3 separate regions of the Homo sapiens genome follow, and all the other regions are linked to region 2. A link is a loop called in an ENCODE intact Hi-C map of the cell type or tissue named here. Cell type or tissue: heart left ventricle. All regions are shown on one strand.

What was found. A loop is a pair of places that touch in the nucleus more often than their neighbours do. Peaks named below come from ENCODE experiments on the same cell type or tissue, not always from the same donor. Only the 100,000 strongest peaks of a DNase experiment are listed, where the experiment ranks them.
Region 1: a loop joins it to region 2, with 4 times the contacts of the local background. A loop is called at or near these places in 4 of 110 quality-filtered maps.
Region 3: a loop joins it to region 2, with 11 times the contacts of the local background. A loop is called at or near these places in 42 of 110 quality-filtered maps.

Annotation. Positions count from the first base shown.
Region 1 is chr12:18,548,331-18,556,330 of GRCh38, reverse strand. The region is part of intron 26 of PIK3C2G (phosphatidylinositol-4-phosphate 3-kinase catalytic subunit type 2 gamma); the gene reads right to left. Among named protein-coding and RNA genes, the nearest start is that of PLCZ1, 190 kb to the left of the region's middle. In heart left ventricle, a CTCF peak has its summit at 3,307; no DNase peak of the experiment used is centred here.
Region 2 is chr12:19,183,182-19,191,181 of GRCh38, reverse strand. All of the region lies in intron 3 of PLEKHA5 (pleckstrin homology domain containing A5), which reads right to left. Among named protein-coding and RNA genes, the nearest start is that of PLEKHA5, 57 kb to the right of the region's middle. In heart left ventricle, CTCF peaks have their summits at 4,280 (motif pointing right) and 7,539; no DNase peak of the experiment used is centred here; H3K27ac peaks cover 6,309 bases.
Region 3 is chr12:18,426,900-18,434,899 of GRCh38, reverse strand. All of the region lies in intron 18 of PIK3C2G (phosphatidylinositol-4-phosphate 3-kinase catalytic subunit type 2 gamma), which reads right to left. It overlaps LOC124902891 (a long non-coding RNA gene), which reads left to right. Exons shown (of 3, transcript XR_007063234.1): 2 at 881-950. Among named protein-coding and RNA genes, the nearest start is that of PIK3C2G, 170 kb to the right of the region's middle. In heart left ventricle, CTCF peaks have their summits at 4,100 and 4,305; no DNase peak of the experiment used is centred here; H3K27ac peaks cover 289 bases.

The sequences.
Region 1 (8,000 bases), 630 kb after region 2:
GTGCTGTTAACTGTAATTGGACTTGGGACTGGGGCTCTGAGTGTAGTCGGTTTCAGGCCTCTGTGAGGATCTAATTTATCCAAGTAATAGCTCCCTGATTTATTTTGTTTAATGGCAGCATTAGCAGGATTATGCTTTGGATTATCCTTATATTACAGGAATAAAGCAGCAGCTGGGAGGATTTTAGCTCTTAAGTTTCCTAAGGGAAGTCTCCAAGCAGTCTTGATAAACACTTTTAACTCTCCCTTGCTAGGCACTATTCTATGTGCTGGGAGGTAAAGAAGAGAAACCAAATTTCTGCCCTGAGGAAGTATATATCCCTTGGCAGGTAGTACACTAAATGCTTCATGTTAATCTTTTCATCCTTAGAGAAGAGCAGTCCAATTATTTCAGCAATAGATAAGAAAATGACCAGGAGAAGTTAAATGCATACCAAAGGTGACATCAACTAAGAAGTAGTAACTGAAGAATTCTACTCATGTTTATCTGATTCCTTAGTCTTTGCTCTCACTGTGGATTTTAAAAAGCAAACAATAATTCAATTTTGTCTTTCAGAGAAAAATAAGCCAATAACTTGTGGAATTCTCAGGTGGATCAAAGGTACTAAGACAATGAACCTTTGATTTTTACATAGAAATAACCCTTAGGTAAAAAAAATGTAACATATTTCTAGCTGCCAAGGAACATAGTCTAAAGGGACCTATAATAAGCATAAAATTTCTTAAGCCTTAGGTCCTATCTTAAAAAATGTGTATACATTGTATTCTACTTCATAATACATGCACTTTTTATACAAACTAAATATTTTAATTGCTTATCATCAGAAACAATTGCTTCTAACAGGTTTCTTAGCACTGTGTGTGTGAATGGGCAATTGAGTCTATCAGTCTCAGAAAACTGAGTTGAATCCAGAGCTCTGATCTTCTGTGTCAGGTTCAGCATCTAGGCAGATTATTTTTTCTCAAATTAAATATAAATTCACATTTATGTTGATATGTGACTACAAATGGCAAACATTTTTCGCTGCTTTATGAGCTACATCAGACTAAGCATTGAGGAGAGATGACTACGATGCCATTGGCAGTTGAACCAAGGTTCTTAGGCAACACCTGATGGAGATTTCTATGACAGCGTATTTCAATTTACAGTTTAAATTGTTCATATATTTGGCAGTTGGATAGAATAACTGTTTCAATGGTCAGTCTCTTTAATAGTCACAGGAAAATATTTCTCATAAGGCTTCTGTGAAGGAATTTGCATGAGAACATTCTTTATTTTACCACTGATACTGTAAGTTCATAATATATAAATACAGGAAGAGTTGCAATTGACTGACTCCCCATGAACAAATTTCTTCATCTAAATCTCAAACTTCATTTCATTGCAGTATTCTGGCATGTGCAAGAAACACATTACTTTGTTTTTTGTATTGAAGTTACTGACTGAGTGTCCAGCTTTACAAGTCACTCTTAATCATTCAAGGGGAACAATGAATTAATAAAACTTTGTCATAGTTTCTTTTATCGCATAAAGAAAATCAGTAGTTCGGCATTGAATTTGTAATCTCTGAAATATATGACCAGTGCTTTCTTTTACTTAAGCTTATGAGTATGCTTTCGGATAATTCCTATTTTACTACAAATTCATACTGCACTAAGTATTCAAACACATATTTTTTAAGCAAAAAAATTTACTATTCCTAAATGAGCTCAGTGACAATCATTGCTAATGTATTCTGGGTACATGATAAAACAATTCATTTCTATGCACTTTTATTCTTAAAAATTCAAAATTGCACACATGGAAAAAGCACATGATGATTTTGGTTGCACATGTATGTAATGTGTAGGTACACATTTGACTCCAAACTTTACAGTTTATATTCTAATCCTTTAAACAAAATAAGATACTAAAAAGGATATGTCACATGAATCCTTGGGGCTTTGATAGCGTGGTATGCCAATTTGAGAAACACAGCTATAAGCATGTAGATGTTTTTCTTATGATGGTCTTTCAACTAATCTGAAGACACTAAAGTTAAAGAACATTTATATTTATCTGACAGTCAGGACATTAAGAGTTCCATATGCAGAACTTTTTTCCACATGATTTGGCATAGTTGTGTCCTGGGAAGAGCGCTCATTATGCAAGAAATAAACCTTGTTCTAATCTGTACTCACTAGGTCTACCCATGATCTCAAGAAAGTAATTGTTGAACAATTTTAGGATATTCAACTGTTGCATCTATAAAATGCAGTTGGTGACTCATGCCAGTGATCTCAAGAAAGTCATTGTTGAATGACTTCAGGAGACTCAATTGCTGTATTTATAAAACATAACTGATTGCTAAGCCATGCCATTTCCCAGGATCATTGATAGGATGAAATTAGATAAAGTAGGAAAAGTCTTTGGAAATTAAATAGTATTAAGCAAATATTATTTCAGAAAATCTACTACCAATGAGTAAAGAAATAAATGCATATGAGTCTAAAAGGTAGCAAACTATACAAAGAGGGATACAAGAGAAAATGAATGTATAAATTTATTGTTCAAAGGAAACTGACTTGTGGTGCTCTCTTGAACTCCTACAAGAGAGATATTAGGTAAGGATAAGAACAAGCAGCATCTTTAGTGTTTATTTTCTTATTTTATTTCTTCTCCCCATCCCCTTTTCCTGCTTTACAGTTTAGATATGGCTTAAAGACTAACAAACTTAAAGGTCTTTGTTGTTTTCCAAGTTGAGGTTTCAAGTCTTCAGAATTCATGCTACAAGTTCAGCTAGTCTTACGTAAATGTCATCACAGGCACCAAACTGCATTCAAACAAGAGTTTTAGGCTCTGTGGACTTGGCTGGGAGTGGATCATTCTTTTACCTTTTTAGATAGATGCCTTATGAAAGTGACCAAATCAGAACAAACTGAATCAAGGAACCAGGGAAGGGTTGATGGGCTAGTCTTACTATGAATAAAGTGATATGCCAGTGAAATGATATTCCAGTTTTCAGTTCCCACTCCCAAAGCCATTTTATTTTATTAATGATATTAAAAGGAAGTTGTATGCAAAGCAAAAAAAATAAATCTTAACATGCAACAGTAAAGAAAAATCAATAGTGATAAATGGTGCTAATAAAAATCTTTAAAATGTGAAAAATATGTTTTAAAATAGTAAACGATTGTAGCCTAATTGCTTGTTAAATCACTGGTATATAGTAATTGTATGCAATGCGTAGGGTCAGAAATATCAATGGGGATTAACAGGTACACAGCGCTGTTGTGCATAAAACAGCTGTTGGGAAACAGCGCCATCTGGACTATTCATCTTTTTTCAGTAATGATTTCTGGTACTCTTGGTGGGTACATTAAACTTTTCAAATGCTTTTAACCTTTAGACTGATAGTCTCCTGAAGAGTTTACGATATCTTTTTTCAAAGCTTAATAGCTAAGGTGTATCCTGACTTGGAATTTAGGCAATTTAGGCAAATTCTCAGTTTAATTCATATAATTCAAAAACAGCATTTCCCCTACTGCAGAAATTAAGAACAGCAAGCACACTATCAAACATCATAATGAATGTGACTGGGCCGTGCAACTTAGGAAGTACAGATATTATAAGTGGTTATATCTGCAGTTAAAAATAGTTTATAAAGCTAATTTAGTTCAGGTTTGTTATTATAACTAAAAATAATGGGAGACTTTCACAATGAGAGGAGAAATTTCTACTTGTTTTAATTTACATTTTCCTTTGAATCTGCTTTCTTATTTAGGAAAAGCTGGACTTCTTGATTGTTATTTTCTCTTGGTTCTGTGTCCCTATCTCCCCTTGGTAGTGTTTATTTCTGTAGGTATCAATTGTTAAGCTAAGACAAAGGAAAACATTGGCTCTTATTTGTGGAATTGTAACCACAGTTCGCATCACAGTAAAAAAAATAAGAAAATTTAATGATAAAAGTATACAAGGATTTGCATTTCCATCTCATGCTATTTCTCAGTTTTGAAGAGAAAAAAGATATAAAATCATTGAACTATGTTTTAAGACATTTGAGCATAAAGAGTCTTGTCTCACACCCTAGCCGTGAGAAATAAATGAGGAATGAGGGGAACAAAGAATTTCTGAAATTGAGTCTGCAAACCCTCAGTGGTGCAGGGATTCTGGCTCCTGTGTCCATGATGTGGAGGCCAGGTGCACTCTCGGGATGCCATCCACATTTCCAACGGCTTCAAAGTTGTACCTGTTGGATGGTCACTGTGCCTATTCTGCCTAATGGCCCCTCCTAAGACTTCCCTCACAGCTCAAAGTTCACAGAAGAAGCTCTAGGCTATTTTTCTGTGAAAGGGTGGCCTATGATAAGAATACGGCTGGGCAACGAAATCCACTGTGGCTTCACATGAAGGAACTTGTCCAATAAGGACAAAGGCAACTAGTTAAGTCAAAGAGTTTGCCTCTCTCTGGAATTTACACTGAGGAATATTGGGCAATGAGCAGGGAACAATAGAATATGCTAAGCAGAGGTAAACAGAGTAGAAGGCCTGTGTGTTTCCACTAGAAACTAGCCAAGCCCTATTGGTTTCTGGGATTTCTTAGCTTACAGTTTGACTCCATGTAGAGCCTTTAATCTAAGGCTACCAGACGGGGTTCTTTTGCTGTCAAAATAGCTCATGATTGCAAACAATTTGTCTTGTTGTTTTGTTTTGGGTTTTGTTTTTTGAAGTGTGGGGTTTTGTTTTGCTTGAAGCTGGCTTCAGTTTTAGCTGACGAGCAGATCATATACTTACTAAATGAGAACTTACATGGCAGGCCAAGTGGAATATCTGAGCATACATGAAAAATGTCCTCTCACTCTCTTGGAGGAGAAAATGGATAGAATGAAAAGCACTATCTCTATGTGGGAGGGGAGGTAGGCAGGGAAGTTTATGCTTAATGATCCCAGTCTGGTCTGTGAAATAGGTTAGCTCTTGATGAGGACAGCTAACCCGAGGTTTGAGAGTGATTGAAATTTCTGAAATAACCCTTTTGGACAACATTTTAATGGATGGCTGCCTTTGTTGCCTAGCAGTGGTCTCTGCAGAGATATTACATGAGAGTATCAATTTGCAGTGGACTGTGTCATGATACTTTCTTGATTCTATTCAACAGCACTCAGCTGTAAGGGGAGTGAAAGAGAGTAAGGGAAACAGAGAGTAGTTGATGATGATGTGAAAAGCATTTGTGGCCAGCAAACCAATTTTACTTTCCATTTTCCCTCTAAATACCATTAATTGTACAGGATTTTAAATTCCACACAGTATGCAGCATCGCCTGAAACTCTTAGGATCAGCTCTTGACCTAGAATGGATATGTCCAAGAGTGAGGAAAAATCTTGGGTTGTTCATAAATAGAGTACATTCTCCAAGAGGCAGGAAAAAGCTGTTTATTTCTTTCAAGTCTCAAATAGGGTCAAGAGGGGCAGCCCTTTAGTGCTAATATTGTAGTTAGGACCAGGGCACTTAAAGTAGCCACATATGTTATGTCTCAGATGGCCTGGTCTTGGCTCGGGATCCCAATCTGTGAGCCTAGTGGAGAAGGGAGAAGGGGTTTTCTTGTCTTACTTTTGTCTGTAACTTAGTAGTTGTATCACAATAAACAGTGGCATAAAATACTTTTAGCCTATCAGAACAAAGAAATAAAAAGAACAAGGAGTTTAAATATAGAGGGGCTCATATTATATGTATATAATATACTTTTATCAATTATCTATCTATGAATTAATGCCACTCATTGAAGCACGAAGACACCAATGATGGATCTATGACAAACCATTTTTTTTTTGGTGAATTATGTGCAACGAGGTCTGCATTTAGTCTCCCTAAGTTTTAAAATCCATGTGATATCAGGGAACACAGCACAAAATAGCAATATTATTTACACAAAGTAAACAAGTCTACATTATTTTTAACAGTTATTTGAGTCATGGGTATCCTGTTATTTAGAGTTCCATTAAAGTTGTTTTTAATTATCCCAGGCTGCTTTCATAAATTCACTCTATTCATTGTTTAAGGATTTCCAAACAACATAATACATAATTTGTTTCAGAAATTTATAATATACAAATGATAGATCTCAGGAAATATTTCTAAATGGTAGTTACAGTTACAATTAATGGAGGCTGCTGGCCCCTCTGTAAGAGATTGTTCATAGTGCTAGATGGGATGTGTGATAGAAAAGATCCTCAGTGCTTGATGTATATATGCTGAGCAAGAAACACAGAGAAATTGAACAGATATGCTACTTGCACATTAAATCATGTCTAAAAATAAAGGTATGTAATTGAGACTTTAAGATTAAAAAATATGACTGAGATGGGCTCTTGGAAGTTAGGGGATAGTGAGCCTCATGGGATATTTCTCTGAGAAGAAAAAAAAAGTAGAGAGAGGCTCATGGCATTGTGGAATGGGCCACAAAAGGAAAAGGAAGGAAGGTGACTTCCAGGAAGTCAGCTGCCAAGTTACCCTTTAGGGGTCTCTCAGGGCAGCAAAGCAGATCTGGAACCAAATATCCAGGGGACTCCTGGTGGTAGCATAGAGATAGCAGTTCCAGAAAGGAACTTCTGTTCTCTGCTGATGCTTGAGGTATTCCGGATAAAAGGATGAGTGCCTGAGAAAGGCTGGAGAATATATCTTTGTTCAACTTCAGCCAACGCAGGCTCTGAAAAACCTTGAGAAGACTGTGGTCTGAATTACAAAGCAGCACATTCCTGAGAGCCCACATATGGAAGAGGTGATTTTGAGCATAGAGAACGTTCTCTGGTAAATTATTTAACTTCCTTGGGGTCTCAATTCACTAGTATAAAAATGTAGATAAAGATATTAATACCTCATAGGATTGTTATGACAGTTAAATACATTACTGTAAGAAAAGCACTTAGAACAGGGCTTGACACACAAGAAGCACTGCATTAAGTTGTAGTTATTATTATATGCTTTTTATATACTTGATATTTGATGTTTAAATTGCATTTTCTGTTAAATAGGGCTTGTTTCATATTCAGATATTCTTAGAATTGGGAATACATTCCCTGCTTTACTTGGGAGAAATTGATGTAACTCATCAATATATTAATTAAACTGATATACAAGACAGTATGTAATTCAGTAATAAATTAAGGACAGCACAAAAGACGGCATGTTCGAGAGAATTATAGAAGAAAAGATTGGGAAGTACTGGAATGATCAGATAAGGTTTCATGGATGAGGTACTAGCTGTCCAGAATATCAAGGGATGGGTGGGATTAAAAGTTAGATCAGAATCTTCCTGTATTCCAGAAATTTTATGATTCCATTGGAGTGTTTCTAGTGAGCTAGCAAAGCGAGTTAAACAGACAATGCAGGAATGAATATACATGGAGAGAATGGCCTATCCAGAAAAGGATTCATGTGGAATAATGGAGACAGGGGGCGGGTAGTTGGATAAATCTTGACAAAGACAATCAGATTATAAGGTCCTAGGAAGTGAGAGACAGGAGATGGCACACCAAGGAAAATTATTGAACTGAGAAATGATGTGTCCTAGTTTCCATAATTTGATGCCTTTTAAGGCTTCAATGGAGAACAAGTTCTTTATTCCAAAGTCATAGAAAGAAGTTTAATTAACAGAACATACCACATAACATTGGTAAGTGGGAAGATTGGCCTGGCAGAGGTATGCAGGCAGGATCACAAGGTCCGCCTCACTGCCATGAGGTTCTAGCTTCAGATCTACTTCCACGTTAGTTCATGTCCTCTTGAATGGGAAGGGGAGATAGGTCACCGTAGGCAAGATCACTGATATCCAAGATTATGCTCTTTACAGATCTCAGTGTGTTGCATGAAGTAGAGGGATAGGGAGAGATGGAATTCTGGCAGATGAATAAAGCCTATTTACATTTCTCTTTTGGCCAGGGCCTGAAAGAACTTTTTTCATCCAAATACATATATGGCATTTCCTTTTTCAGGAGGGACTAATAGTAAGCTACAGCACTATAATTG
Region 2 (8,000 bases):
GTTTGCTACCAGTACTTTAAAATAACAAAACAGAAGAGAAGGTATAGGTGGTAAAGGGAAGAAAGTATTTTCATTTTAGTATTATATAAAGTGGACAGTGGGTCATCCAATAATATTTATTTCTTATTGCGAGTCATGGTCAAAAAAAATTAAAATAAATGACATAAAATACCAAATATGTTTACATCATAGGAAACTAATTAGTCACCACACTCGTCCAGTTAGCTGCCAGCTCATGTTCCTTTTCCAACTTCTCTTTTGCATGCCCTTTAAATAGCTAGGCTTCACTGCTCATTTTGTTTTCACACTGATATTTTTAAATTCCTGTGAAAATTGGCTCTGGCTCAGTTGCTTTTTTCCTAATCTCAGTTCTGCTTATCTTGAGAGGGCTGAGAATAGGAAAGTCTCTTCTCCTTTGGGACAACCCATTTAAAACACACCTAATAGTTGTCTCACAAGAGTAAGGCAAGCAAAAAGAGGAAGATCAGATAGGGAACTTGCAATAACACTGAGATAACTGAAATTTCTGGCTAAATGAATCATCTTCAGTTCTCCAACATGCTAGAAATGATTAGATATGCTGGGCTTTCAAGGTTAATTTTTAAGTCTAGAATGTCCAAGCAATAACTATATTTCCTACTAAGACTTTTAGATTGTTATCACTCATGCGCAGCATGTAAAGCTCTCTGATTTCATGATGAGGGCCACACATGTAGTACACATCTTGAATGCAATCAGTTATCTCTCAGCCTTCTCTCTTGCAGCACCTGGCACAGTGCTTTGCATTAACCTGAATAAATGAGTATTTTTTAAAAGAAATTATTTGGGGAATTGAAAGACCAAAAAAGGAAATATTTATCCAACTGATAATTCATTTACTTGTTTGCAATGCTTCAAGAGAAAGGCATTATTATCCATAAGGAAGTTTTCCTAGCTTTAAACCAGTATTTCTATCCCTGAAAATATAATTACCAGTAAATATAACAAAATATTTCCTAAAACTTTTTAACAAGATAAAGGAGGATTTCAAGATTGGGTTTTTTCTTTCAAAAGGTGAAGTGAAGCTGACACTAAGAGTAAGAGTTCAAAGAGTAAGACTCAGCTGAATAATAACTTTTAAAATATACGACACAAGGAGGAAATGAAGAAGCGCACGTTGTAAGCAGATTTTAACAATTAATAAAGAAACAAATTAATGTCTTTGGAAAAGCACAGAAAAGCAAGTAACCAAATTCCACTAGAATGAGATCAAGAATAGAAAGTGGGGGCATTAAATCACAAAAGCTCTAATGAAAGGAAAATTCTGGCTGTTCTCAAAAGAGCCCTTTTCTAAGCAACATTCTCATTTTTATTAGTTTTTCAGAAAGGAGTTATTTATGTCAATAAAATTTTAGCAGTTATGTCACCCTAGTCCTTATCATTGGTCTACACAAGACTTGAGAGCAGTCTGTTTAATGGTCTGAATAGCATGAATATGTTGATATGAGTCAAATTTATTTTCCTAACCCATTCCTGAGTTGCAGACTGGTATACCAAACTTCCTGCCTGAAATTTCCATTGGCTTTCCCACAACCATCTCAAACTTAACCTACCAAAAACGAATCTCTTGTTGATCTCCCACCTTCAATCCACAACTCCTCCCTGACCCCCTGCCCTTTCCCCCAAAAGAACAAATATTTTTTCCCATTTCTAAGCATGAACTCTCCACTCAGCTGCATGAATCACAGGGCTGCAATTTATTCCTCTCTTCTAACCCAAGAAATCCTATGTAGTCTATCTGCAAAATCTCCACTTCAAATGGTCTACCTTCCTCCATCTCTGCTGACACTTTCTTCATCTATTTACCATCTTTCTTCATTTAGACAAACGCAATAGCTTCTTAACTATTCTCCTTGTTTCTACTCTAATTCTCACATCATTTAATTCTCCAAAAACTGCCAAGACTTCAATGAAGCTACTTGGTCCTGCACAGTGTGGCCCCGGTCCCCCTCACCAGCCATGGCTAGGGGACCCCATCTTGCTTGCCTAGTTCCAGGCACACTGGGTTCTTTTAGACCCTGTGAGTGTCTTCAGCCTAGAAGATTCTTCTCTGGTAAACTAAATATATGTCCAGTCTCAGGTTCAACCCATTTAAACACACTTTATTGACCTGTGTAAAAACTTGACTAATGTCTATCTTTGCTCTATGTTGACAGCTGCAAGAATTCAGGGACAGTGCCTGTTTTATTCATCACTGTAACCCCAAAAGTTACCAGAGGTCTTGGTGTATAATAAAAGCTCAGTAAACATTGGTCATTGAAAGGCTTTCTTTTACATCGAATCCCATTTACCATTAAGTATATATAATGCCTTTACACATAAATTATAAATGCAAACAGACAATGACAAGGTAAAATAAAAAATGAATTTAATTTGAAAAAGGAATAGAATCTAAATCAACATAATATGTATTATAAATCTGTTCTTTTGTCTTTAGGGATTACAAGTTTATTAATACAGTACTTTCATAAGTTGAATCTGCAAAATAAGACCTTAAAGGTAAACAAGCATCATGGTCTGATACAGTTATTCCGTTGAAATATTTACTCTAAGTTGGCCATTGCCAGAAGCATCAATAAAATTTCAGAACCAGAAACATCATTTCTAATCTAATATGATTGAAATCTTTATATGAAAGACAGATTAATGAAATTTTAATGTTTTAAATTCTTATCTTCCTATATTTTTCTTTCTCATACATTCATTACACTAGAAGTATAATTTTTGTCTTTTCAAAGTGAAAATAACATGCTGATCTGAAAACAGATTTTATTTATGAAAAAAATGTATTAAGGTAGGATGAAAGAAAGAGGAGGGAAATAACAATTTTGGGGGAAGGTAGGAGCAGAGAGGATTGGTAACTTTAAATTGCCTCTCTAATTCTACTTCAAAGTCCTTATGTCCTTAATGTTAAAGTAAAATTCTAGTCTGGACACTTCTTTACACTCAACTCTATTTGTACCTGCTCTTGACAACCTAGTAATGTTCAAACCTGCATATGTGTGAAGTGGCCACACTTTCCTTACCACCCAATTGACTTCATTTTTTTCTATTTTTCATAATGACCTTGATGAGAATGGCAATGTTCTGACAGGTGGCAGACCAAAAATGGTTTTCATTGCTTGAAGAAAAAAACACAAATATGTAAGTAATTTGTCAAAGAATCTTAGCAAACAAGTAGTCGTTTCTGTGAAGCTTGGTCAGCCACCACTTACTAGGCACTCTATCAGAAGAAATGTTTCTCACCCAACTGGGAAAGAAACATAAATTGAAACAGATCACATTTAAAAAATATTAAAATGGTCTAGTTTCATTTTCATAAAAATATGTTCTTGTATGTTACCTTTATGGGTTCTACACCTCAGTAAGGTAGAGACACTCATTCATCTCAATTACCATTCTTTTCCTACTTCTCTAAGTGTTCCATTTAAAATCATCAGATAGGAATACAGAACTTATCTATATTCTGGTCCCCTTCCACACTAAAAAGATCTGACTTTTATATCCAGTAGGATATTGCAGAAATGGCAAAACTTGACCTCTGAGCTAGGTCACTGAAGCCCTTGTGGCTTCTCTTTGCTTTCTCTTGCATCACTAACTAGGGGTAAAGCCAAGCACCATGACTGACGAACTGAAGCCACCTGCTAACAACCTGGATCAACCTGGAAACAGTTCCTCTAGCCCCAGACAAGCCTGCATCTTAACTGTAATTAAGACTAACATCTTAACTATAATCTCCTAAGAGAACCTGAGCCAGAACCACCCAGCTAAGTCACTTACATAATTCCTGACTCACAGAAACTGAGATATTAAATACTTACTGTTGACTAAGACACAATATTTCCTCAGTTTTCATTCACCATGTGTACTACCAATTAAGTTCAGTGTATCTAGAAATTTTAGATTTAGATAGGAAAACACTTTGCAATCCAAACCTGGAGTGCAAAAAGTCAGATCTAGACATAGCAAAAGCGGGCTTTTGGAACTTCATTTGTAAGACCTCACATATGTTAACTTGTTTCTAATGGCCAGAATGCTACTAGACAAGGCACTTTAGAGTACTGATAAAGACATTCATATAGAAGATGCTCATTACATGCTTGATACATCAGTGAACCAATAAATGCAGGTGGAATAAAAGAAACTATAATGCCATAGGTGGTTAGAGTCATAGGACACACATCTTTGTAATTACTTATTTACAACATCTCTTTCAACCACCAGAGGGCAGAAACAGCATATTGTTATTCCTCGACCTTCTGATTTAACAAAGCATTTAGAAGGAATAAAATATAAATTCTGCCCAAAGAGAAAGGAATGTTTCTTAATAAATAGGAAGCTATTAAATTCTGCATACAATGCCCAAAAAAGCTTATAGATGAAAGCTCAGTTAGAATATAGGACTTCAAGGGGTGGATACGAACCATAAATGGTATTCTAAAAAAGGAAGAAAGCAAAAAACAAGAGGTTGAGAGCTTTGGGTCAGTTTCAAAAAAACATGACCAGAGGGAATGTAGACTGGACTCAATTTCAATCTAAACTTTTTACTCTTACTCCATTTCTTCTAGCTACTAATTAGAAAGTAGTTGGCATTATTCTATAGAAGAAAGTAAATTTGGTATACTAAATTCGAGCTTATTTTCAGTTATTCACGTTATTACCATCCAACTTTCTTGTTCTATTTCATCAAAACGAACATCATTGTGAACCTGCCAGGAGCTACATCTACTGCCAAGTGCAGTGACCAGAAAGAAACAATCACCCTCACTGTGGCCAACCTAACTTAGAACTATTATCTGACTGCAGATGTGACAATGTCCTTTGATATTTTATTATATATCAAGTACTTCCCAACTGCTCTGTTATTTTTAATGGTACCACCCATCAAACAGTTTATTGAATTATATTTCTATATATCGTCATTTTCTACTGAACTGAAAGCTTACTCCTAACAAAATTAGCACAGCCATTTTCCTTTTTTCTTCAAGTTACCTAACTAAGCTAGAGCCAGGGACAACTAGCCTTATTATTAGTATTTTATGGGACCTCTGGCAAATTACGTTGTATCTATGGGTTTATGGTCTGAGTCCTAAGACATGTATGTGGTTGGCAAGTATATTTATAAGCCTAGAGAGACAGATAACAAATGAAATGCAATCCAAATATTTCACAAAGGATATTCTTATGAAAGAGACTGAAGAAGATAAATGTGTTAATTCTTGATTAATCCAAAAGGCATTAATAAAAATATCCCATCCCCTCAACTACAATAAATAACAAGATTTTATATGTATGTGTGTGTTATTAATTAGTTAATGGCTATCCTTGGAACAACTTGATCTTCATTACTTTTTGTTTCATTGGGCCCCTACAGATATGGAGACTCCCGAATCATTTGCATTCTTTAAGATATGTTAAGTACACAGGCATTCTTCATGGGAATGGGACTCTTCCAGCCTCAAATAACAGAAAATCCAATTCAAATTAGCTTAAACAAAAGGAGGGAATGTATTGGTTCAATTAATTTAAAAGTTCAGGAGTAGATTCAGGAATGGCTAGATCCAGAGACTCAACTAATATGATAAAGTGTGTATCTATCTGTCTCCGTTCTTTACCTCCTACTCTTCTCTCTCCTCCTCCCAGGCCATCCCTACCCCTCCTCTCTCTGTCTTTCTCTCTGTTATTGCCCCATGAGGACAGCTCTAGGCTGACATCTTTACAGCTTCAAATCCAACATAAGACATTCTCGTTCTCCAGAGCTTAAGGAAAGTCCCAGGATCTAGTATTACTGGTCCAGCTTACATAATGTGCACACCCTGGTCAATGACAGGATCAGGAGGTATGGAACAAATACTGACCAGACCTGAGTATAATAACAAGTACTGAATAAGGAGTTTTTCTCCAAGGTAAATGTGAGTTAGATTCTCAGAAGAAACAGAGGATGGACAGGGCACAAAAGAAATGTACGCCATCTCTGTATCACAGTTTCAAAGAGGTCCATTAATCTCCTCTCCAAAGTGAAGAACCAATGTTAAAAGAAAAAAAAAAAAGGTATAGAGAAGAAGTACATTTCTAAAATGTCGATTTAAATCTAACCCTGCACTATATTGCTCACAAGTAACTGATACCTTAATCAAATACAGTGCCTTACTCTGCTTCCTCAACTTGTAAGCACTGCATTTGCCTCCACCGACTATATAACAATCACTTCTTGAAGTACTGTTTTGTCTTCTGACTGTGGCTTCCAGGACCTGCATTAGCGGAGTTCTACCTCTCTGATTTTTATAGGTATTCCCCAGTGTCCTCTCCTCTTTTTCTATCTTATCACTTCTATTCAAGTAACTCTCAAATATTCATTTCCAGGCTAAAAATTCTTTGAAAAATTCCATTCCCGCATTTTTAAAAACCAAATGTAGATCTCAAAACCTATAGCCACACCCAAAATATTCAAAACAAACATCACTTATTCTCTTCAACAAAATTAGCCTTTCCTACCTCTCAATCTATCTGTGAAATGATCTGATCATTCAGACATTCTGTCTTCCATGAAGACTTCCTTCCCCTCTCTCTTCACAAGACAGGGGTATGCTTTCACAGCACCCTACTCACCGGCACAGTACTTATCCCATTTCATTGTGATGACTAGCTTACTTACTGAGCTCTTACACGAGAATATAAACTCACTAGCAAGGGCATAGCTGTATCTCACATGTACATCCTACATCCAAGTACAAATAGCCAGTACATAAAAAGTCCCCAGCAAATGTTTAATGAGAAAGGGGCAGAGGGATTCATTTTTATTAAAGATCTGTCAGCCATAAAACCAGATTTTTGGGGGTTTACTATTCAAATAGACTATGGCTTGATAAATAAGGTCTAGGCAACAAGACTGCTACCAAAATTTATACAGCAAAAAGTCAGGGAATAGAATGAAAATTTAAAAATCACTACTTTCTTCTTATCTTTTTCATAGCCATTCCCCGAGGATTTTTAAAATTACTTTTAAAATAATAATAATAGATATTAAACACTAGGAAACTTTGTTCCTCCAAAGGACTAAAAACAACAGTCCATCCATAGGCACCAGACGTGGTTTCTGTAGAGGCCTTAACAAATTTTTCCTTATAAGACCAGGCACAGTGGCTCATGCCTGTAATCCCAGCACTTTGGGAGGCTAAGGCAGGTGGATAATCTGAGGTCAGGAGTTCGAGACCAGCCTGGCCAACATGGTGAAACCCTGTCTCTACAAAAAAACACAAAAATTAGCTGGGCGTGGTGGTGCACACCTGTAGTCCCACCTACTCGGGAGGCTGAGGCAGGAGAATCGTTTGAACCTGGCAGGCAGAGGGTGCGGTGAGCCAAGATCACGCCACTGTGCTCCAGCCTGGGCAATAGAGCAAGACTCCATCTCAAAAAATAAAAAAAGAAAGAAAATAAAAAAATTTTCCCTTGTAAGTATCAAGCAATCCAGCTGCTGTTCCTTGAAACACCAAGAGATGGCCTTTTGGGGCAGAGCAGACTGAGAACAACTAACTCAATCATTGAAACCCAAACCACTTGCTTCTCAGTGACATGCCTCTTAACATTAAAGTGTCGTTACAATCTGAATTTTGGTTTGAGAAATTCATTATTATCGGTTTCTGTGACACTAAACATACTACTTAATATTCTACATTTTCTCACCTGTAAAATGATAATACTAATAATTATCCCACAGGGTTGTTGATAATAAGTGAACATGTAGGAAAAGTACCTAAAGCACATTTGGTGCTCATGAAAGAGAATATGATAACAGTGGCTCTCTGGCACTCAGAGGAAACTAAGGTTTGCTGGCTTCACTAAGCTGACACCTCTTTCCAGAGTCAGCTGATAATGATAACAGCTTTCTTTAATCTATACAAGGGAGATACTATTTATACTCATCTATCTATCTATGTAAAATACAATAATATTTCCTTTTC
Region 3 (8,000 bases), 760 kb after region 2:
ATTAAAATGATGATTCTTACTGGAGTAGTTAGCTAGTAATCTTTTTTTGTCTGTTAAGACTAATTTTGGTTTTTGAAAAGAAAGCCAATTAATATGTGGAAAGGTGGATATTGGCTTTTCTTTCATGCCCTCTTCCTCTACCACTTTATGGAGAGGTTTCTTGAATAATCTATGCTGTTGTACTTGTATGGCAGAAACTGCTACAGGTTTACCAAATTAAACTGCATTTTGCTTCTGTATATATACATACATGGACCACTTTCCTTTGCCACCTTGCAGTTAGGTGGGGGCATTATTACTGACTTCTGGCCTACGGAATATAGACAAAAGTGATGTCTGCTATTAGCATCTAAAAGCATCTCCAACATCATGCTATGATTCTCTTGCTATGATTCTACAATTATATGCTATGATTCTCTTTCTATGATTCTATGCTATGATTCTCTTTCTATGATTCTATGATTATATGCTATGATTCTATCTTATTTGGGTCCAGGTTCAGGGAATACATTTGAGAGTTCCAAATTTAGGGGATGTAATGGTTTCAATGTGTTCCCTTTAAAAATTCATGAGCTGGAAATTTAATCCCCATTGCAACAGTATTGACAGGTGGGGGTCTAATGGAAGATGTTCAGGATCTATTCACTCATGAATGGGTTCATGCCCTTATAAAAAAGTCTCCCAAAAGTCAGTTTGCTTTTCTTCACTATTCTACAACATGAGGAACAACAGTCCTTTCCTCTGGAAGATGCAGTGTTCAAGGTGCAATCTCGGAAGCAGAGACTGGGCCCTTACCAGACACCAAACCTGCTAGCATCTTGATCTTGGATTTTTCAGCCTCCAGAACTTAGAGAAATAATTTCTGTTGTTTATTTCTCAGATATTCTGTTACTGCAGCACCAATGGATGAGGATAGGGAATGACTGAGCCATAAGATGAAAGGATTCTGGGTAAGTCCCATCAATGAGCTGATGACATTCAATTTTCTGTCACCATCCCAGATCTTTTCCCTGTCCTTCAGGCCTGTACCCTACTGCTTACTGTGTATTTTTAGTTGGAAGGAAACCAAACACTCATTTGCCTACATTTTATTATTGTCATGTTCTTTCCCATCCTAGAGGGATTTATTTTCTAACTCATTTAACTTGATGAAATGGGTGACTTAATTGTATTAGCATAATTGGTAGTTGCTTAATTGAACAGTGTTTTTGAGAAAACTGAGAAAGTCTTGGTTTTATGAAATAGGTGCTGAAAAATAAGTACAAAGTGAGTCTACTAAGTAGATTACTCAGTTATTGTTATCATAACTCATGGTTTAATAGTAAAACTAAAAGAGCACACTTAATGTTTTATTTTTATTTATTTATTTTTTTCGAGATGGAGTCTAGCTCTTTCACCCAGGCTGGAGTGCAATGGCGTGATCTCGGCTCACTGTAACCTCCGCCTCCTGGGTTCAAGTGATTCTCCTGCCTCAGCCTCCTGCCTCAGCCTCCCAAGTAGCTAGGATTACAGGCACCTGCCACCACGCCCAGCTAATTTTTGTATTTTTAGTAGAAATGGGGTTTCACCATGTTGGGCAGGCTGGTCTGAAACTCCTGATCTCATGACCTACCCTCCTCGGCCTCCCAAAGTACTGGGATCATAGGCATGAGCCACCACGCCGGGACACATTTAATGTTTTAAATATCAATTAGACACTATAAAAGAAAGATTCTGGAAACAATCTGCTATCTACTTCAAAGCTCCTTCAAGGATACAATTTTAGTGGGCTTATTGTATATACCTACTTATTAACATTTACAACTGACAGCACTTGTGAGTCATGCCAACAACTAGGGGCAACAATTTTGAGCTTTTAAATATCTCAATTTTCAATATGGTTTTCATTTCAGTTTTGCTCTTAAGTTAAAAAAAAAAAGTCACATCTTCAGTACTTGAATGAGTTCCTAATTGATAGAAAAAACAAACATTTCCTGAATTCTTCAAATTACCCTTTTTTGAAAGTAGATGTTGAATTAGAAAGAAATCTGAATTGGGCATGAGATATCATAAACGTATTTTAATTTCAATTCTTCAGTCAGCTTAGATGATTGTCATTGGAAAAATCACTTAACATGTTGAGATCCCTTTCTGGGATAGCAGATGATCCTTCAAGTCCCATTTGGCTTCAAAATACTGTAACTCTATGAATATCTGTTAGTGTATTCCTTTTGGATGCCAAATTCAAATATTATTAGAAGACAAGAATAATTTCTAAACAGAATGCCTTTTTGCCAACCATATTTTTTGTTGGCTAGAGCAAAGTCAGTCTGATTGAGAAACAATAAATAATTAAACACTATAATACTGCTTTTCAGGGACTTAACCCAAATCTCTAGTATAAACTATGACAGTGGGGGACTAACATTATTATAGGGAAACCAGATTACTATCTAAGGAAGCAGTGATGTAATTGGATGTGGTTATTATAATGAAAAATTGCTGGACAGTGGATTAGGAAGCTCAGTTCCCAAAGGCCTGGGTGGGTCCAAGTTTCAACATTTGAGTTCATTATGTATATACATAATGTTCATTTCCATAACTCTTCACTTTTTCTTAACAAAATAGAAGATTTTGAGGGAAAAATGATTTAAACCAGTGATACATTGATGCTGGAGCTCTTTTCTTGGCTTTTGACTTGATTTGTGGTAGAAGTTTGTATAAGATTCTATTTTCATAGATATTTATTAGCAGTAATAAGGCTTAAATGACACCAAATTTATTTAAAGATTGTATGGTATTTTAAAAATCTTTTTATTAAAGGAACTACATAAAATCTCTATTGCATAAAATAGAAACAAAACAGACAAAAACAACTGTTCCTGTATTATGCCTTCACTGGAAAACTATGCTAATGGATTTTACAGATTATTGTGTACAAAGGAAACCTTGTTACCACTATCTGCCTCTTTTCCTTCAGGTTGGTTGGGATAGAGAACAGTTGCTTTTGGTTTAAGCAAGTTGCTGAAGGTAGGGATTCTATCCTGTGTATACATTTCTGAGGACAACAAAGTGGAAAGATGATTACAGCAGATCAATATTAAAAGTCAGTGAGACATATCTTTCCCTAACAAAAGATGAAGCAATAATTCATCATTTATTACATTGTAAAGGTAAAAAAATAAATTAGTTGCAAAATAATGATTCTCAAAGGTAAAGGGCTGAGGCTTTAAAGCCCCCTATGGATTCTGTATCATGTGTGCTGTATTGCTCTGCAAGACCTCCCTGAAGTACAGCTCTTTCCCCTTGCTTCAGGGAGTGTTCCAGACATCAAAACAAAAAGAGAGAGCATTTACCTCCTTTGTGTATTCATTTGTAAGCCTTTATCAGTATTTAAAACTGACAGAATGGGAGCACACAGACTTTTTTACTCACTGGATGTCTGGCCTTGCCTCTCTGCTTTTATTTGGAAAAGGTCATAGGCAAAACTGTAAAGTGGACAAAATTTGTTGAGTTCCCTCTCTCTACTCTGTCCCTGCCACGTGGCCAGTGGGCTCTTTCCTCCTGCCTGGATGCTAATGTTAGCCCCTGAGCTTCTTTAAGGCAAGGATCATCCTTTGTTTTATTGTTAATCATTCAACAGTGTCCATCATCTCTATGTTTGTCACATTAATGAAAAAATGATAAACTAATTCCCATAATCATTAGGTTCAGAATATATATATTTTCATATTAGAAGAGAACTGCTGGAAGAGAGCAATACTTAACCTCAAGGAGTGACTTGCAAATGAGAGAATTTCAGGCATTAGGGGATACGTATTGTGGAGAGGCGGGTGAGAGAGACAACTGTGACTTTGAATCTCATGATGCCAAATTTCCACATCTTTTTGCTTTATTTAAAGTCATCTGTGACTTGAGAACTTGCCCCCAAAATTTTAGATAAAAGAGTTGAGGGAAGATTATTTAAAAAAAAAATGGACAGATTTTTGGATCATCTCAGTTTTATGGATAGCATATTAAAGTCACAGGATATGGTCATTTAATACCCTGTACCAGAGACAACATTGGCTTAATTCATTTCGTGGTTTTCTCAACTGGTACAGAAGATGCTGCTCCATCAACTTGTTCTTAGGCCCTAACTCCTGTCTTGGTTTGTCCTGGACTTCTGCTCACATTCTCCCTCTTCTCCAGTTTTGGTTTCACTAGTGATATCCATTGCCTCGTTTCTGATCAGGTCAATCTCCTGGAATTGCTTTAGCCAGGCCAGCTCTTAGTTGACCTCTGAAGCAGCTCTCCTCCACCCCCTATCGACATAAGTCTGCATGTGCACAGCTGAGTCCAGGAAACTTAATCCTATTCATACATTGAATAGTAAATTATTGAATGTCTATAAAGTGCCAAGTACTGTTCTAGGTACTTGTGATATATCAGTGAATAAAGCAGAAAAAAGATCCTTACATTGATAGAGCTTGCAAATGGGAGCCTCACTTCAGGTTATCCCCATACTTTGAAAGGAACATTTTGAAGAGATTTTTGCATTAGGTGCCTTAAGTGACACCTTATAAAAGGAGCTGTGTTATAATATGGTTTCCTACCAGACAGTTTTTCATTCCAATTGGTTCTCTCTTGGAGTTTGTTCAATCAGACTTGGTAGGAGGAGTGGGAAAGACTGCAATACTGTTGTTCTACCTACGATGTATCCCATAGCATACTGATGCTCCAGTTTCTAAAAACACATATTTAAATTTTTATCTTCCATAAGAAATACTTATTGTAGGTCAGGTTCTCTAGAACAGGACATGAGGCAGAATTTCACTGTTTGTGATTTACTGAAGAAGTGCTCTTCAGGAAAAATCTTATGAGGGAGTAAGAGCAGAATTATAGGGAAGGGAAAGGAATTAACAAGGATGAGATCTCGGGTCAAGTCTAACCTTGATCTGATTTATGGGGAGGCTCTGGAATGTAAATTATATCTTAGAGATTTTCCCACTTCGTAGGCCAGGGGGCTGTGGAATCAGAGGCTAATTCTCCAGAGAAGGGGCCGTATTTTGTTAGCAGTCACTGCAGCAGATGGGAGTGGGTGCAGCAGCCAGGTAGAGGCGCACAGCAGTGCCTTTGACAGTGCCCAATTTCATATTCCCTGAGTACCATGGAATTTCCAGTACTGTGTGTGAAAATATTGATGGCCTTACAGACATTTCTGTGGATTCATAATTTTTAAAACATTTTTTGAGTATCTACTGAGTTTCAGATACTGTGCTGGATTGGTACATGGAAGAGTGTGACATGATTGCTGTCTTGAGCTACTCTGTGGACTAAGAGGGGGAAGGGACAGGGCAGCAGTGGTGTCAAGGGAGTGTGATATGATGTCTGGCAGAGTCATGAACAGTATGCTGTTTGACATGATGTGGAAGCAATACTCAATCCCAGATGGTGGCTGGGAGAGGGTCAGGGAAAGCTTCCTGATGATGTGACATCCTAGGCAATTGACTCAGAGCCTTCATAAAGTCTGTTATATTATTTTCCTGTGGCTGCCGTAACAAGTTAACACAAACTAGTGATAACAGAAATGTATTCTCACAGTTCTGGAGGCCAGAAGTCCAAAATCAGGGTGTAAGCAGGGCTGTGCTCTCTCCCAAGGCTCCGGGGAGAACCTTCCTTGCCTCTTCCAGCTTATGGTAGCTCTAGGCATTCCTTGGCTTGAGGCTGCAATCAATGCCTCCCTTTTCATGACCTTCTCTCTGTGTGTGTCTTCTCCTCTTCTGCCTCTCTTTAGGTCACTTGGCATTGGATTCAGGGCTCACCCTGATAATCCAGGGGGAACTAATCTCAAGATCTTTAATTAAATTCTATCGTCAAAGACCCTTTTTCTCCATAAGGTCACATTCACAAATCACAGGTTTCTGAGGTTAGGCTGTGGACATATCTTCTTTGGGGCCACCACTCAACTCAATACTTGACTAGTGGTTAAAGTGTTTCCTATTCCAAATGGAAAGGGGCACTACATTTAAGCTTTTGTAATTAATTGTTACATAATGGGGGAGGGGCCTCCTGGGCATAAGCTCCAAATGTTATGGTTCCCATTTATAGCCACCTTTTAGGATGCAAACTGTGAGGTAAAGCTTTTAAATTCAAACACAAAGCTTCTAGTTAACTCACTTGCCTTGGAAAATAGGGGCTATTCATCCTACATTCACTCTTCCAGTGGAAGAGACTCACGTGAGCCTAAGTCAATTTCACCTCTCAGAAAGGCTACCCACAGTGATGCCAAGTAGTCAAGATGGTTTTCATTCCAATCTTACTTATTCATAGCTCAGTATCTGGTGAGGCAACTTTCTGATCACTGATAGTGACAGGTGGAAGTTGTGGAGCAGGGAGCGCTGTTGAGGATATATAGAGTTATAGGGCTTGGTGAATAATTGGTCATGTTAGTGAGAAACAAGGAAGACCTCAAGACCTGTGTGAGCAAGACAGGATATTTAGTTCAGTTTTGAATATGGTGAATCTGAGGAAGCAGTAATTCATCCACGTGAAAAAAAATCTCATAAACTCATGACTGATGGGTTTCTAGTTTTTTTTTTTTTTAAATAAGACTTTTTTTTAAGGAAAGATATTTTGAGTATTTTTTTTTCATGAATCGTGAGATGGGAGCTGCATCTTTAAAGTTTTAACACAAACATTTTGCACAGAAGCAGTCACTCCCTAAATATGATGCTTGGCTTGAGCTATATTTTTTAACTCTGATATATTTTAAATATAATTAATATTATTTTATGCTTAGTGCATGTTGCCTGATTCTTAATTTTTATTTGTTTTAAGGGGATGTAGGCACTTTTGAATCTCCCCCCTTAGAGGATCAGGAACAATAACTAATAGGTCATAGGCTTAATACCTGGGTGATGAAATAATCTGCACAATAAATCCCCATGACACATGTTTACCTATGTAACAAACCTACACGTGTGACCCTGGACTTAAAAGTTAAAGAAAACTCCTTCCTGTTTTATTTCTCTTTTTTCATATTCTTACAAACAAAGCTCTCAAAACAAACAGTCCATTTATAATTTATATTCTTTTCTATTCCTTCTTAGTTTCTCCTTGAATCACTGAAAGGAAAAATGGGCTTGATTTTTTTTTTCGAAAGGATGAGAATTATACACAAAAAAGCTTCCCTTCCAACCTTTTTGGAAACAGTGACGTAATTGTGTTTACATGAATTTGCAAGTATGACATTGATTTACCACTTTGTGTGCACCCATTGTTGCCTTTCAAATGACTCCACTTTTCATACAACTTTAGCAAATGAAGAACTTACTGAGGTGGTCCAAGTATTTTAACAATCGTTAGTCAATTAGAATAAGTCTTTAATATTTTATTATATTTTTAATATACTTTTAAAACTTTTTTTTTTTTTTTTTTTAATGGAGTCTCGCTGTTGTCAGCCCAGGCTGGAGTGCAATGGCGCGATCTCGGCTCACTGCAACCTCCCGGGTTCCAGCAATTCTCCTGCCTCAGCCTCCTGAGTAGCTGAGATTACAGGCGCCCGCCACCAGGCCCGGCTAATTTTTGTATTTTTAGTAGAAATGGGGGTTTCACCGTGTTGGCCTGGCTGATCTCGGACTCCTGACCTCAGGTGATCCACCAGCCTTGGCCTCCCAAAGTGCTGGGATTACAGACGTGAGCCACCACGCCCGCCTAAAACATTGTCTTTTATATATTTTATACTTTATATATTTTTATATTTTTGTTCAAATATTAAAATAAAAATTGTTATCTGGCTATGTTACTTTTTTAATATGTGTGCATTTTAATAATGCATGCAAAAAACAGTAAAGTTTTAAGGGAATTAAACATTGAGTTTAATGGAGTCTTACATTTAATATGACAGCAGAACACCACAAAGTGTATCCACTTAACTTTCCTTTGCCCCAAAGTAGCTTTCTGAAAAACTGAAGAAAATAAGACTTCATTCAGAGCTTTAATAAGAGTCTATTCATGGAAGGGCCTCATGCCAGTCAATG